Linked DNA regions of Homo sapiens: region 1 is linked to region 2. Evidence: chromatin loops called from intact Hi-C (ENCODE). Cell type or tissue: ovary. All regions are shown on one strand. Links, peaks and the distances in the headings refer to the core of each region. The heading gives the core; the rest is flanking DNA. Region 1 has its middle 6.5 kb from the start of ATE1. Region 2 overlaps TACC2 (transforming acidic coiled-coil containing protein 2).

Region 1 (8,525 bases), core at 345-8,344, 130 kb after region 2:
GCTTTTCTAATATCGAACCAGTCTTGCATACCTGGAGTAAATCCTACTTGGTGATGGTGTATAATTCTTCCTATACATTGTCAGATTTGATTTTGGTATTAGAATAACGTTGGCCTCACAGAATGAGTCAGAAAGTATCCCCTTTGCGTCTATTTTCTGGAAGAGACTATACATAACTGGTATAATTTCTTCCACAAATGTTAAGTAGAATCTACTAGCGAACCCATCTGTGCTTGGCGCTTCTGTTTTCAGTCATTAGTCATTCATTAAACGTCTTTAATAGATACAGACCTATTCAGATCTTTTTCTTCTTTGGTGAGTTTTGGCAGATTCTACCTTTTAAGGAATCCATCAATTTTCTCTAGGTGGTCATATTTGTGGGCACAGAGTTTTAATTATATCCCCCTTTATTACTCATGGATAATGGACAATAAAGGTCCATGGATCAGTAGTGATGGTCCCTCTTTCACTTCTGATACCAGTAATTAGTCTTCTTTTTTTTCCTTAACCTTACTAGAGGTTTATCAATTTTATTTCACAGAACCAACTTTTGGGTTCACTGATTTTCTGTACCCATTTCCCCTATTTAATTTCTTTGATTTCTACTCCAATTATCATTATTTTTTTCTGCTTATTTGGGATTTGGCCTTTTTTTAGCCTTCGAAGGTAGAATATTGATTTTAGATCTCCTTTTTAAAGAATGCATTTACTGCTATACATTTCCCTCTAAGCACTGGTTTTGCTAAATCTCACAAATTTTAAGTTGTGGTTTCATTTTCATTTAGTTCAATATATTTCTTTTTTTCTTTTTCTTTTTTTTTTTGTGTGTGTGTGATGAAGTCTCGCTCTTGTCTCCCAGGCTGGAGTGCAATGGCATGATCTCCGTTCACTGCAACCTCCGCCTTCCGGGTTCAAGCGATTCTCCCGCCTCAGCCTCCCAAGTAGCTGGGATTACAGGCGCCTGCCATCATGCCTGGCTAATTTTTGTATCTTTAGTAGACAGGGTTTCATCACGTTGGCCAGGCTGGTCTCGAACTCCTGACCTTAGGTCATCTGCCTGCCTCAGCCTCCCAAAATATGGGGATTACAGGCGTGAGCCACCACGCCCAGCCTAGTTCAATGTATTTCTAAATTTCTCTTGAGACTTATTCTTTCACCAAAGCGTTATTTATAAGTGTGTTGTTTAATCTCCAAGTATGTTGGAATTTTCCAGCTGTCATTTTTTTTTTTTGAGACAGGGTCTTGCTAAGTTGCCCAGGCTGGGCACAAGTGATTCTCTGCCTCACTCTTCTGAGTAGATGGAATTATAGGCACACATCACTGTGTGTGGCTAATATCTGTTATTAATTTCTAGTTCAATGCCATTGTGGTCTGAAAGCAGACACTGCAGGTTTTCTAGTCTTTAAAATGTGTTAAGCTGATTTTTTTATGGTCCAGAATGTGGTCTACTTTGGTGAATGTTGTGAGCTTGAGAAGAAACTCTTAGGTGAAGAATTCTATAGATGTCAATTAGATCTAGTTGACTGATGATGTTATTTGATTCAACTATATTTTTACTGATTTTCTTCCTGGTAGATGCATCAATTACTGACAGAGGGGTGTTGAAGTCTCTTAGTATAATAGTGGATTCATCTATTTCTCCTTGTAGTTTTATCAGTTTTTGCCTGATGTAGTTTACCACTCTATTGGATGGTGTACCCACATAAAGGATTGTTATGCCTTCTTAGAGAATGGATCTCTTTATCATTATGTAATGCCCTTCTTTATTCCTAATTTTCTTTACTGTGAAGTCTGTTTTTTTCTGAAATTAATATAGCTACTCTAGGTTTCTTTTAATTAGTGTTAGCATGGTATAACCTTCCTCATTTATTTACTTATTTAATTTTGAAACAGGGTCTCTGTTGCCCATGCTGGAGGTCAGAGGCGTGATCATGGCTCACAGCAAGCTAAACCTCCTGTGCTCAAGTGGTCCTCCCACCTCAGCCTCCCAAGTAGCTGAGACTACAGGCACACACCACCAGGCCCAGCTAAAAACATTTTTTTTTTTTTTGTAGAGACAGGGTCTTGCTATATCGCCAGGGTCTTGAACCCCTGGCCTCAAGCAATCCCCTCCTTGGCCTCCCAAAGTGCTGAGATTATAGGCATAAGCCACCATGATTGGTCCATCCTTCTGCTTTTAATCTAAATGTGTCTTTAAATTTAAGGTGGTTTTCTTGTAGACAACATATAGTTGGGTCTTGTTTTGCTTATTCATGCTGACAGTCTGTTTTTTAACTGGTGTCTGAGATCACTGACATTTAAAGTGATTATTGATATAGCTGGATTAATATTTGCCATGTTACTTTTTTTTTTTTTGAGACATAGTCTCATTCTGTTGCCCAGGCTGGACTGCAGTGGCACAATCTCAGCTTACTGCAACCTCTGCCTCCTAAGTTCAAGCGATGCTCCTGCCTCAGCCTCCCGAGTAGCTGGGATTACAGGTGTGTGCCACCATGCCCGGCTAATTTTTGTATTTTTAGTAGAGACGAGGTTTCACGTTAGCCAGGCTAGTCTTGAACTCCTGGCCTCAAGTGATCCACCCGCCTTTGCAGATCAGTCAGAGTGGTGGGAGAAACTATAGGGAAAGGAGCAGGCCTTCTTTAAGGTCAGAAGGCTCTGCATAGCTTCGGGGGAGAAAGCTGAAGGCAGCTGTTCTCTAACCCTGAGGCAGAGGGCGAGGAGTATGTGCAAGGGAGTGAAGGGGAAGTTATCTTGATCAGGCTCGTGTGTTTGAAGTTGTCCAGAAACTGACCTTTGAACATCTGCACAAGGTTCCCTGAAAGGGGAACAATAAATGTTAATTATCCACAGATTGTGTTTGCTCCAGGCTTTTGGCACTGTACTTGCACTGAATAAAAGCAAGCAGCTCCAGCTTCTCGGGGCTGCACTCTGGCCACTTGAGCCGGGCAGTGCACTAGCTGCTCTGACACTTCATGCCTGTGTCTGAGTACTCATTTCATCCGTTGGTCAGCCAGGGTCTGAGGGACAGACCTGGCATGCCTTAGTCTCCCGAAGTGTTGATATTACAGGCTTGAGCCACCGTGCCTGGCCCATGTTACTATTTTTTTTTTCTGCTCTTGTTCTTGGTTTTTTTCTTTTCTTTTTTTCTGTTCCACTCTTTTTCAGCCTTCTTTTTTTTCTTTTCTTTTCTTTTTTTTTTTTTTTTGAGACAAGAGTCTTGCTCCGTTGCCCAGGCTGGAGTGCAGTGGCATGATCTTGGCTCACTGCAACCTCTGCCTCCTGGGTTCAAATGATTTCTCGTGCCTCAGTCTCCCAAATAGCTGGGATTACAGACGTACGCTATCATGCCCGGCTGATTTTTGCATTTTTAGTAGAGATGGGGTTTCACCATGTTGGCCAGGCTGGTCTTGAACTCCTGACCTCAGGTGATCCGCCCGCCTCGGCTTCCTAAAGTGCTAGGATTACAGATGTGAGCCACTATGGCTGGCCTGCCTCTTCGGGTTTTAAGTTAAGCATTTAATATGATTTGATTTTTTCTCCTAATTTAGTCTATCAAATGTTTTTGCTTTTTAATTTATTTTTAAAATTATTTTCATTTATTTTAACTTTTTATTTCCATAGTTTAAATGGTTGCCCTTGAGTTTGCAGTATACACTTTTTTTTTTTTTGAGATGGGGTCTTGATCTGTCACCCAGGCTGGAGGGCAGTGGCGTGATCTTGGCTCACTGCAACCTCCATCTCCTAGGTTCAAGCAATTCTCCTACCTCAGCCTCCCAAGTAGCTGGGTTACAGGTGACTGCCACCATGCCCAGCTAATTTTTGCATTTTTAGTAGAGATGCAGTTTTTCCACGCTGGCCAGGCTGGTCTCGAACTCTTGGCCTCAGGTGATCTGCCCGCCTCGGCCTCCCAAAGTGCTGGGATTACAGGTGTTAGCTACCGCACCCAGCCTGCAGTATACGTTTATAACTAATCCAAATTCTCTTTCAAATAATACTATACCACTTTATGAATAGCACACAAGTACCTTATAACAGCATTTCCATTTATTACCTCCCATCCCTTATAACACTGCCGTCATTTATTTCCATAAGGTTCAATGATCATACTACTTACCCATAAGCTATAATTACCAAATACACGTTTTTTCTGTTTTTTAAGATGGAGTCTCGCTCTGTCACCAGGCTGGAGCGCAATGGTGAGATCTCAGCTAATTGGAACCTCTGCTTCCCAGGTTCAAGCGATTCTCCTGCCTCAGCCTCCTGAGTAGCTGGGACTACAGGCACGTGCCACCATGCCCAGCTAATTTTTTTGTATTTTTAGCAGAGGTGGGGTTTCGCCATGTGGGCCAGGATGGTCTCAATCTCTTGACCTTGTGATCCGCCCACGTTGGCCTCCCAAAGTGCTGGGATTACAGGCGTGAGCCACCATGCCTGGCCCAAATACAAGTTGTTGTTATTATCTGTGGCCAACTGCTGTTAGATCAATTAAGGTTAAAAACATTTTTACCTCCATTTATTCCTTCTCTAATGCTCTTCCTTTCTTTATGCAGATCTGAATTTCTGAGCCACATTATTTGCCTTCTTTTTTTTTTTTGAGATGTAGTCTCGCTCTGTCGCCCAGGCTGGAGTGCAGTGGTGCGATCTCCGTTCACTGCAACCTCTGCCTCCCAGGTTCAAGTGATTCTCATGCCTCAGCCTCCCGAGTAGCTGGGATTACACGTGTGTGCTACCACCATGCCCCGCTAATTTTTTGTATTTTTAGTAGAGACGGGGTTTCATCATGTTGGCCAGGCTGGTCTCAAAGTCCTAAGCTCAGGTAATCCACCTGCCTCGGCCTCCCAAAGTGCTAGGATTACAGGCGTGAGCCACCATGCCCGGCCTATTTGCTTTCTCTCTGAAGAATTTCTTCAACATTTCTTGGAAAGCAGGTCTACTGGCAACAAACTCCCTCCATTTTTATCTGAGATAGTCTTTAATTCCCTTTCACTTTTGAAGGATAATTTCTCTGGATATAGAATTCTAGGCTGTTTTTTGTTCTTTCAATATTTTTTAAATACTTCACTCTCCTCTCTCCTGGCTTCCATGGTTTCTGAAGAGAGGTGTGATGTAATTCTTATTGTTGCTCCTCTATATGTAAGGTCTCTTTTTTCCTCTGGCTTCTTTCAAGATTTTCTGTCTTTGATTTCTGGTGCCTTATATATGATACACCTGTGTAGACTTTTTGGCATTTGTGCCTGCTTGGTGTGTTCTGTACTGTTGTAGTTTTAAAATTCAAATTAATTAGGGTCAGGCGCGGTAGCTCATGCCTGTAATTCCAGCACTTTGGGAGGCCGAGGCAGACAGATCACCTGAGGTCGGGAGTTCGAGACCAGCCCGACCAACATGGAGAAAGCCCATCTCTACTAAATATACAAAATTAGCTGGGTGTGGTGGCACATGCCTGTAATCCCAGCTACTTGGGAAGCTGAGGCAGGAGAATCACTTGAACCCGGGAGGCGGAGGTTGCGGTGAGCCGAGATTGCGCTATTGCACTACGGCCTGGGCAACAAGAGCAAAACTCCGTCTCAAAAAAAAAAATTAATTTAAATAAAACAAAAAAATTTAGTTCCCCAGTCACACTAGCTACATTTTAGGTGCTCAACAGCCACATGTGGCTAGTATCTACCACACTGGTGGCCAGATCCAGATAGTTGAGGAAAGGAGATCAATCTAGGGCTCCTGACAGTGAGTGGCCTGCAGAGGAAAGCACCTCCTGGACTCTGCTGGCACCTGAGGCACCCTGCTGCTCCTGTTCACCTCCCTGCCTCTGCTCATACAACCCAAACCTGCTTCCTGGAGTGTCCCTCCTCTCTGTCCTCAGATTATCTTTATTTTACCCTTTTTGCTCTGCCTTAACTTAGGTCCCATCTACTTACAACACCTTTAGAGGGAAAGGAGAATGTGTTTTACTTTATTACCTTTAAGAAACATGATCTAAGCCTGTTGTCACCATGCAAAGATCCTTCACATCACCAGGGCCTAGGGCCGAGCCTCACACTTGTGGCTTTGTAGACTCAATATTACATCTGATAACATTAAAAATGTTAATGGGGGCCGGGCACAGTGGCTCATGCCTGTAATCCCAGCAGGATTGGGAGGCCGAGGTGGGGGGGATCATGAGGTCAGGAGTTCAAGATCAGCCTGGCCAACATGGTGAAACCCTGTCTCTACTAAAAATACAAAAATTAGCTGGGCGTGGTAGCGCGCACACCTGTAATCCAATCTACTCAGGAGGCTGAGACAAGAGAATTGCTTCAGTCTGGGAGACGGAGGTTGCAGTGAGCTGAGATTGTGCCATTGCACTCCACCCTGGGTGATGAGAGTGAAACTCCATCTCAAAAAAAAAAAAAAAAAAGAAGTTAATGGGACCGAAAAATTTTTTTGTCACCATGTTATTGTCAAGTAAGAAAATGAAAAGCAAAGACAACTGTCTATTGCTAGCATCTCATAAGCAGAACGACATTCTAATAGTGTCCTCCATTTTCCCCCAAAAAGGAGGAAACTAAATGAAGCTATGTATTTTTTTTTTTTCATGGAAGACAAAAAAGTTGCCTCTGACCTTGAGCAAAATAGACATTTAGGAACTCACACAGCTCCAAACCTAGTATTTGTTTATCTCTTTTCCATTTCGATTTCTTTTATCTTTATTACCTTTTCTCCCTCCAAATGTCTGTTATTAGTTGTTTAACCTTGGGTAAGTTATTTAGCCTCTCTGATCTACATTTCCTAACTTGTGAAGTTGCTATAAGAATTAAGGGAGTTAACACATATGCTGGCCGTGCACAGTGGCTCACGCCTGTAATCCCAGCGCTTTGGGAGGCCAAAGTGGGCTGAGCTCCCAAGCTCAGGAGTTTGAGACCTGCTTGGGCAACATGGTGAAACCCCGTCTCTACTAAAAATACAAAAATTAGCCAGGCGTGGTGGTGTGCACTTGTAATCTCAGCCACTTGAGCCCAGGAGGTTGAGACTGCAGTAAGCTTTGATTGTGGCACCGCACTCTAGCCCGGGTAACAGAGTGAAACTGCCTCAAAAAGAAAAGACAAGCCAGGCGCAGTGGCTCATAACTGTAATCCCAGCACTTTGGGAGGGCGAGACAGGAGGATCACCTGAGGTCAGGACTTTGAGACCAGCCTGGCCAACATGGTGAAACCCCATCTCTACTAAAAATAAAAAATTAGCCCGGTATGCTGGTGCACTCCTGTAATCCCAGCTACTCGGGAGGCTGAGGCATGAGAACTGCTTGAACCCAGGAGGCAGAGGTTGCAGTGAGCCAAGATCATGCCACTGTACTCCGGCCTGGGCAAGTGTTAGACTCTGTCTCAAACAAACAAACAAACAAACAAATCAAAAACCAAAAAACACCACATATGCCTAGGACTTTGGACATTCTCATTATTTTTCAAGGCTGGCATGTCTTGAAGTGCCCTGGCTGAGGTTAGTGTAGGACTTAGGATAAGGATGAGGCTTTAGAGGGACAGAAGTGAAGTGGGACAGGAATATTAAGACCAAAAAGCCTCCTGGTCCACCTTCTGTCCAGAGCATATTCTGCTCTCTTTCTGATGCATTCCACGGGCTTTGCTTTTGTTCAAAATGAGAGCCGGTCTGGGAAAGGACTGGGAATAGTCAAATCTGCCATAAAGAACAAAATGGATGAAGCTTGACTTAAGAACATGAATACTGAGATATAGCATGCAGTTTTCAAGTTTAAGAAGTTGGAGGAACGCCTGAGAAGCTGCTGGATATTACATGGCCACTCCTTAGGTGCCTTCCGATTGTGGGAGGCACAAGTGATGCTTGGCAGTATTAACAAGCGTGGGGAAAACAAAGAGAGATCAGACTGTTACTGTGTCTTCGTAGAAAGAAGTAGACATAAGAAACTCCATTTTGTTCTGTACTAAGAGAAATTCTTCTGCCTTGAGATGCTGTTAATCTGTAACCCTAGCCCCAACCCTGTGCCTGCACAGACATGTGCTGTGTTGACTCAAGGTTTAATGGATTTAGGGCTGTGCAGGATGTGCTTTGTTAAAAATGTGTTTGAAGACAGTATGCTTGGTAAAAGTCATTGATATTCTCTAATCTCGAGTATCCAGGGACACAATGCACTGTGGAAGGCCACAGGGACCTCTGCCCAGGAAAGCCAGGTATTGTCCAAGGTTTCTCCCCATGTGATAGCCTGAGATATGGCCTCGTGGGAAGGGAAAGACCTGACCGTCCCCCAGCCCATAAAGGGTCTGTGCTGAGGAGGATTAGTGAAAGAGGAAGGCCTCTTTGCAGTTGAGGTAAGAGGAAGGCATCTCTCTCCTGCTTTTCCTTGGGAATGGAATGTCTCAGTGTAAAACTCGATCATACGTTCTATTTACTGAGATAGGAGAAAACCGCCTTATGGCTGGAGGTGAGACATGCTGGCGGCAATATTGCTCTTTACTGCACTAAAATGTTTGTGTAAAGCCAGACATAAATCTGGCCTACGTGCACATTGAGGCATA
Region 2 (8,525 bases), core at 370-8,369:
AAAAATTAGCCAGGTGTGGTGGCATACGCCTATAATTCCAGCTACTTGGGGGGCTGAGGCAGGAGAATTGCTTGAACCTGGGAGGCGGAGGTTGCAGTGAGCCAAGATCAGGCCACTGCACTCCAGCCTGGGTGACAGAGTAAGACTGTGTCTAAAAAAAAAAAAAAAAAACCAGAAACAGTGAAAAACCTACACCACCAAGGCATATCGTAACCAAACTGCTTCAAACCAGTGAAAAAGTGAAACATATTAAAAGTAGCCAGAGAAAAAAAGAACAAAGGTAAGAATTTTGTTGGAAATAATGAAAGCCAGAATACAGAAATAATATCTTTAAAGTGTTGAAAGAAAAAAACTGCCTACCTAGAAATCTTTGCCCAGACAAAATATTTTTCTAAACCAGGTGAAATAAAGATTTTTCCAGACATACAAAAGCTAAAAGAATAACCCCTAGCAGACCTACATTTCAGGAAATGTTAAAGGAAGACCTTCAAGCAAAAAGAAAAGAATACAAAATGGTAATCAGGATCTACACAACAGAATAAAGAACACCCAGAAAATGGTAACTATGCAAGTAAATACAGTCTCTTTTTCCTTGTTACTTAAATCTCTTTTAAAAGATAATTGGCTGATTAAAGCACAAATAATATGTATTATGGGATGTGTAGCTTATATATAAAGACCAAATAGAACAAAGTCTGAAACAGAAGAAATGGAAGCATATTGTTGTAAGCCTCTTCTAATAAATGTAAAATGATATAATCATTGTGAAAGTAGATTGTGAGATATTAAAGATGTATATTGTACTTCTTAAAGCAACCACTAAAATAACACAAATAGTTGTAGCTAATAAAATAATCCAAAAGAAGGCAAAAAAGGAGGAAAAATGGAATAAGACTATAGATTTAAACCAACCATATTAATAATCACAATAAATGTGAATGTTATAAACACTCCAGTTAAAAGCTACAGATTTTTAGGCCAGGCACGGTGGCTTTTGCCTATAATCCCAACACTTTGGGAGGCCGAGGCAGGCAGTTCACTTGAGGTCAGGAGTTTGAGACCAGTCTAGCCAACATGGTGAAACCCCATCTCTACTGAAAATACAAAAATTAAGCTGGGCGCGGTGGCTCACGCCTCTAATCCCAGCACTTCGGGAGGCCAAGGCAGGCGGATCACAAGGTTAGGGGTTCGAGACCACCCTGACCAACATGGTAAAACCCGTTTTCTACTAAAAATACAAAAATTAGCTGGGTGTGGTGGTGCACACCTGTAATCCCAGCTACTCAGGAGGCTGAGGCAGGAGAATCACTTGCACCTGGGAGGTGGAGGTTGCAGTAAGCTGAGACTGTGCCACTGTACTCCAGCCTGTGCGACAGAGACTCTGTCTCAAAAAAAAAAAAAAAAATAGCTGGGCATGGTGGCAGGCCCCTGTAGTCCCAGCTACTTGGGGGGCTGAGGCAGGAGAATCACTTGAACCTGGGAGGTGGAGGCTGCAGTGAGCCAAGATCACACCATTGCACTGGTGTGATAGAGCAGCCTGGGTGATAGAGTGAGACCCTGTCTCAAAAAAAAAAAAAAGTATAGATTTTCAGAGTGCATTAATAAAACAAGATCCAACTCTATGCTGCCTACAATATAGGTACTTAAATTTTTTTAAAGCACAAATAGGCTAAATGTAAAACAATGGAAGAAGGGGAAGATGTACTATGCAAACACTAATCAGGCTGTTGTGTCTATATTATTTAAGACAGTAGATTTTGCAGCAAAAAATATTACAGGCATAAAGAACATAATGTTATAATGATAGAGGATTCAATTTATCCATATAAATTCTAAAATTTTATACATTCTAAAATAAACATTAAAAATTCTAAAAATTTTTATCAAATAACAGAGCTTCAAAACACAAGAAGCAAAAACTGCTAGAACTGAAAGGAGTAATGGACAAATCCACAATTATAGTCTGGTATTTCCAAACCCCTCTCTCAATAATTGAACAAGTGGATAGAAAATCAGTGTGGATACAGATGACGTGAACAACACTATGACCAACTTGACTTAATTAACACTTTTTTAACACCATCCAATAATAGCAAAATAACATTTTTTTCAAGTACAGATGGAACACGTACAAGGGAGACCATATTCTGTGCATAAATTTGAGATGATTCAAATTATACAAAGTATCTTATCTGGCTACAATGAAATTAAATTAGAAATCAATAACAGAAAGATATCTGGAAAATCCCCAACTATTTGGAAACAATAACACATTTCTGAATAGTCCATGAGTAAAAGAAGAAAGAAAGAAGGAAATTGTAAAGTATTTGAACAGAATGAAAATGAAAACAGAAATATCAAAATTTGTGGGACGCAGTTAAAACAGGTCTCAGAGTGACATTTATAGCACTAAAATGCCTATATTTTAATAAGGTCTCAAATCAATGATGCCAGCTTCTCAGCTAAGAAACTACAGAGACACTGGTCAAACAACAATGTGATTATACCTAATACTACTGAACTGTACACTTAGAAACGGTTAAGATGGTAAATTTTATGTTCTGCCCTTTACCACAATAAAAAAATTTTTTTAAATCAACAAGTATCCGTGTATAAAATAAGCCAGAGAGCAAAGCATACATACTATTTGCTTCCATTTATATAGAGTTCAAGATCTGTCAAAACCAATCAATGGTGATAGAAGTCAGAATAGTTGTTACTCTTGGGCAGGGGTATTGACTGGGAAGGAACAAGAGAGAACAATCTGGTATGATGAAAATGACCTAGATCTATACAGGACTATAAGCATTCATCAAGCTCTCAAATTCAGACAACTCACAGTATGTATCTGATACCAATAAAAAAGGAATTAGAACAAAACTATAGAGACACTAAAAAGAGAGTGATTCCCAAGAATGTGGGAGGATGGAGGGAGGGGAATGGGTGGAGCCTAAGGGGTTTTTAAGGCAGTGAAACTAATATCATAATGACGGATACATGACCTTATGCATTTGTCAAATTCATCAGAATGTACAACACAAACTGAACTTTAATGTAAACGATAGTAAGTCCTCAATGTTGTCCAGTGGTTCTTGGAAACTGCAACTTTGAGCAAATAGTTATAGAGTAGGCTCTCCAATAATGTGGTTTTGTTCAATGTAGTTTCAGTAAAATGATGACAAAAAGACTGGTCTCATTATACATCATTTCACTTAAAATTGCAGTTTCTAAGAACATATTAATGACACTGAGGGAGAACTTACTGTATAGACTTTAGTTAATAATAATGTATCAATATTGGCCCATTAGTTGAAACAAATATACCACATTAATGTGAGGTGTTAATAATAGGGGAAACTGTATGGAGGAGGGAAGTGTGCATGGGAACTCTTTTGTAATAGCTACACGATTTTTCGGTAACCTAAAACTGTTCTGAAAATAGCCTATTAATTATTTTTAAAGTGCATATACATATATAAAAATTATATACACACACACACACTTTTTGTTGTTGTTTGAGACAGAGTCTCGCTCTGTCACCCAAGCTGGAGTGCAGTGGCATGATCTTGGCTCACTCCAACCTCTGCCTCCTGGGTTCAAGCGATTCTTCTGCCTCAGCCTCCCAAGTAGCTGGGACCACAGGCATACACCACCGCGCCCGGCTAATTTTTGTATTTTTAGTAGAGACGGGGTTTCACCATGTTGGCCAGGCTGGTCTCAAACTCCTGACCTCAAGTGATCCACCTGCCTCGGCCTCCCAAAGTGCTGGGGTTACAAGAGTGAGCCACCACGCCTGACCACACACACACATTTCTTTAAGGGTGTGTGTGTGTGTGTGTGTGTGTGTATTATATAATATATATGTATAATATATAATTTGAATATGTTTTTATAATATATATGCACACTTAATATACCACCTAACAAAATATAGCTATCTCACAATCAATAAAGAAAAGAACTAGAAAAAAGAAGAGTGTGAGGAAAACACTAATATTTTGAAAGCCATTGTCTGCATATGGTAGGAGCATTGGTGATTTTTTCCTCTCCACTCTGCACTCTTCGCTATGTTCCAAGTTGCTACAATAAATGGGTATTATCTCCTAATGGAAAAATACTCCTCTTCCCCTGTTGTTTAAAGCCTCAAATGCTCTGTTGAAACCAGAGGAGCAGAAAACAGACACACACCTAATTCAGCACATGATCTTCCTTTTCAGCCAGCGTCAAAAGTCAGGAGCTCACTCCTCCTCTCCCTCCCACTCTCCTTTCTGTGTTTACTTCCTGCCAAAGATAAATAATGAGTCAGAAGCAGGACAAGGAGGGGCGGAGGCTGCTCTGCGCTCTGCCCGACACACCCTGGCTGGGCAGGAGCCTGGGAATTGATCTTAGAGTCCTCCCAAGTTTGGAAGGAACAGAGCAGGCCGCCTGGGAAATACAGGGCTCTGTCTGTAAGAGCTGGCCCGGGCCGATGTGCAAAACACAGCTTAGATCTTTCTGATTTTTCTTTTTTCTGCTAAGAACTGACCCTGTTTATAGGAAAACTAAATGTTAAGGATTGACCAAGGTTCACTTTCTAATATGGAGACCAGAACACAAACACTTCAGACACCTGTGAGAGTCAGTTACGAGTCTGGGTTTCAGGTGGATCAAACCAGCCTCGGTTCTAGTCCCCGCCCTGCCACATTCTGTCTGTGTGACCTAGAACAAGTTCCTTAACCTCTCTGAGCCCTGATTTCCTCATAAGGCCCCCTTGGGTCATCTACAGCCATCCACACAGAGCTGCCGGGTGAGGTGATGTGTGTAGCCCTAGGCCCAATGCCCAGCCTGCAGCAGACCGATTCCACAAATGACAGTGAAACGGAGGAGTAAGAAACATCCTGGCCTTCCATTTAAAGCCCATTTAGTTCATTTTTTCAAACCATCTTTCTAAACCCTTCCCCATAGTTGCTGCTATCCACACCAAAGATGTTTTTGTTCTAACTAGGAGTTTGTCTTCTGAAAAAGCCAAGAGGTTGAGCTTAATATTATGCTACACCTCCTATCTCCCAGATGTAAAGAAGCTCTGGGCCTGGCACAGTAGCTCATGCTTGTAATCCCAGCACTTTGGGAGGCCGAGGCAGGTGGATCACCTAAGGTCGGGAGTTCGAGACCAGCCTGACCAATATGGAGAAACCCTGTCTCTACTAAAAAAAAAAAAAAAATTCAAAATTAGCCGGACGTGGTGGCGCATGCCTGTAATCCCAGCTACTCCGGAGGCCGAGGCAGAATCACTTGAACCCGGGAGGTGGAGGTTGTGGTTAGCCAAGATGGCGTCATTGTACTCCAGACTGGGCAACAAGAGTGAAACTCCAGGCGTGGTGGCTCACGCCTGTAATCCCAGCACTTTGGGAGGCCGAGGCGGGCAGATCACAAGGTCAGGAGATTGAGACCATCCTGGCTAACACAGTAAAACCCCGTCTCTACTAAAAAATACAAAAAATTAGCCAGGCGTGGTGGCGGGCACCTGTAGTCCCAGCTACTCAGGAGGCTGAGGCAGAGAATGGAGTGAACCCAGGGAGGCGGAGCTTGCAGTGAGCGGAGATGGTGCCACTGCACTCCAGCCTGGGTGACAGAGCGAGACTCCGTCTCAAAAAAAAAAAAAAAAAAAAAAAAAGCCGCTCTGACATGTCCTAAAGTTTATGTGTCTAGTCCTTCTAAAATTCTGTTTCCTGTGGATCTACGATAGGGACAGCTGTTCTCTGCCTGGGACTGTCTTTTCCCCATAACCCTCTACTTCTACTCAGTTTTGAAGACCTAGCCCCAAGAAACCTCCCCTGGAGACCTCTCCTGGTTCTCCCCAGCAGAGCCAGCCCCTCTCTCCCCGCCCCTGTGCTCCCAGAGACCCCACCTAGGGCATTTAGCTTGTTCTAGAATTATTCATTTGCATGCGTTTCTCTAGACTGGACTGGACATCTTGCTCATCTTCGTGCCTCTGGTCCAGCCCAGAGCTTGACCTGTAGTGTGTAGTGGGCCCGTGTTGATTAAATGGACTAAGACACCGACCCCCTAAAAAGGCTGGGGTGCTAAGGAGCTGGGCATGGAGCAGGAAATGAGCTGTCCCTGAAGCAGAAAGGAGAACTCTGCTTTTCTCTCAAAGATGCCAGGCCTTCCTGGGATTCCCCCAGCACAAGCCCGGGTCTGTGATAGTCGGCACTTTGTCCTGACAGCTTCACCTGGCACCCGTAGGATTTCCTCCTGGAGCCCAGGTCTGTGGCCGTGGAACTCGGCAGACACACCTGACCTTAGTGCTTTTCACATCTCAGCATATGGTCCCACCTGCCCAGTCACTCAAGCCAAAGCTTCAGGAATCTTCCTCGATTCTTTTCTCCCTCCTTTTTTTTTTTTTTTTTTTTTGAGACGGAGTGCAGTGGCGCCATCTCGGCTCACTGCAAGCTCCGCCTCCCGGGTTCACGCCATTCTGCTGCCTCAGCCTCCCAAGCAGCTGGGACTACAGGCACCTGCCACCACGCCCGGCTAATTTTTTTTGCATTTTTAGTAGAGATGGGGTTTCACCGTGTTAGCCAGGATGGTCTCGATTTCCTGACCTCGTGATCTGCCCGCCTCGGCCTCCCAGAGTGCTGGGATTACAGGTGTGAGCCACCGTGCCTGGCCCCCCCCCCTTTTTTTTTTTTTTTTTTTGAGATGGAGTCTCTGTTGCCCAGGCTGGAGTGCAGTGACATGATCTTCGCTCACTGCAACCTCCACCTGCAGGGTTCAAGTGATTCTCCTGCCTCAGCCTCCCGAGTAGCTGGGATTACAGGCATGCGCCACCACGCCCGGCTAATTTCTGTGTTTTTAGTAGAGACAGAGTTTCGCCATGTTGGCCAGGCTGGTCTCAAACTCCTGACCTCAGGTGATCCGCCCACCTTGGCCTCCCAAAGTGCTGGGATTACAGACATGAGCCACCGCACCTGGCCTCTTTTTCTTTTTCCTTCTAAAGCCAGTCTATCAGCAAGTCCTGGCATCTCTAGCTCCACTATATCCAAAATATGGAAAGCTGCTCACATTTTCTCCACCTTCACTGGTATCTCAGTCCATGCACTCTCAATGGGCCAAGACCATCCCTAGGTGGGGTGAAAATTGGTTCTTGAGAGGTGAAAAGAGCCTTAGATAGTACAATAGTCTGTGGCCTCAAAGGCCATAGCACAGAAACATATACAGCATTCCTGTGGTATTGAACTTTCTTGGAGAGGGAAAGGCAATGAGGAATAAATGTCTCTAACTTCCTTGCAGGCAGCCAGGAGTGAGTGGCAATAAAAACGAGCTTGAGAAACCCTGCCCTAGTTCCAGGTACCACATCTTGCTTGGGGATTTGCCTGGGGCTCTGCCTGGGGCTCTACCTGGGCCCCTTCTTTGACCGCCTGGCCCCAGTCTTGCTTGCATCCCCAGCACCAGAAGGAAATCCAAGTTCCTCACCATGGCCTTCAGGGTCCAGGCTTGGCTGATCAGGCCCCTGCCCACCTCGCCATCTCTCACTGCCTCAATGGTCACCCATTCCTCTAAAGCAGGGAATTCTTCCTCCTTAAGCCCTTTGCAAGGCCTGTCCCTCCACCTGGAATGCCTGGTCCCCTAGGTCTTCCATGTCTGCCTTTTTGTCATTCCAGACGCAGTTCCTGTATCACCTCCTTCTCTGGCCATCTAATCCAGTGGTTCTCAAACCTTAGGAGTGCCAGATCCCTGGGCTTGTTAAAACACACATCACTAGGCCCCACCCTGAGTTTCTAGTTCAGTGAGTGGGAGTGGGGTCAAAGCTTTGCATTTTTAACAAATTCCCAGGTGATGCTGAGACCACTGGGCCAGAACCCCACTTTGAGAATGGCAGGTCTAATCTAAAGTAGCCACTTTCCCTGTTACTCTCTAGCTTGACACCCTGCTGGGTACCTTTCAGAGCCTCCACACCACCCAAAAGTGTCTCTGTTCTATTTGTTTCCTTGCTCAATGTCTAACTCCTTAACTACAGTGTATTTACCCACCGGAGCAGAGCTCCCATGGTGCGTGCTGCCAGCTGCATCCTCACCACCTAGTGCAGGAGCAGGCACAGAATGGCTGCCCAGTAAATATATGTTGGAAAAAAAAAAGAGGAGAGAACAGGAGAGGGGGCATGAGTCTGTATGCGAATTATCCAAAGCGCAAACAAAAGTTAGCTATCCTTATTGGCCTGGGGGTAAACCCTGGTCAGTGTCTCCCAAACTTGCTTTCTCATGAGAATCTCATGGGATTCTTATTACAAACACAGATTTAGGGGTCTCATCCCAAATCTACTGGCTCAGACTCTTCAAGGGGGGAGGGGGGTGTTCAGGAAACGGGTACTTTAACTGATATCCCAGTCAATTCTGATAAACTGGTCCTGGCAATAGCTCACCATTCCTTAAATTTCCCTCCTCAGAAGAATCACCTGGGGTGCTTATTAAAAACACAGATGGAGCCCGGGTGTGGTGGCTCACGCCTATAATCCCAGCACTTTGGGAGGCTGAGGCGGGCGGATC

Evidence for each region. Hi-C counts contacts between places; a loop is a spot of excess contacts. Peaks named below come from ENCODE experiments on the same cell type or tissue, not always from the same donor. Only the 100,000 strongest peaks of a DNase experiment are listed, where the experiment ranks them.
Region 1: a loop joins it to region 2, with 2.1 times the contacts of the local background. A loop is called at or near these places in 29 of 110 quality-filtered maps.

Annotation. Positions count from the first base shown.
Region 1 is chr10:121,930,232-121,938,756 of GRCh38, reverse strand. It overlaps the pseudogene ATE1OSP. Among named protein-coding and RNA genes, the nearest start is that of ATE1, 6.5 kb to the right of the region's middle. RefSeq lists a silencer at 8,029-8,323. In ovary, for the core only: no CTCF peak of the experiment used is centred there; no DNase peak of the experiment used is centred there; H3K27me3 peaks cover 385 bases.
Region 2 is chr10:122,059,154-122,067,678 of GRCh38, reverse strand. All of the region lies in intron 3 of TACC2 (transforming acidic coiled-coil containing protein 2), which reads right to left. Among named protein-coding and RNA genes, the nearest start is that of TACC2, 74 kb to the right of the region's middle. RefSeq lists enhancers at 4,131-4,425, 4,151-4,445. In ovary, for the core only: no CTCF peak of the experiment used is centred there; DNase peaks (open chromatin) are centred at 4,348, 4,767 and 6,238; H3K27ac peaks cover 1,769 bases.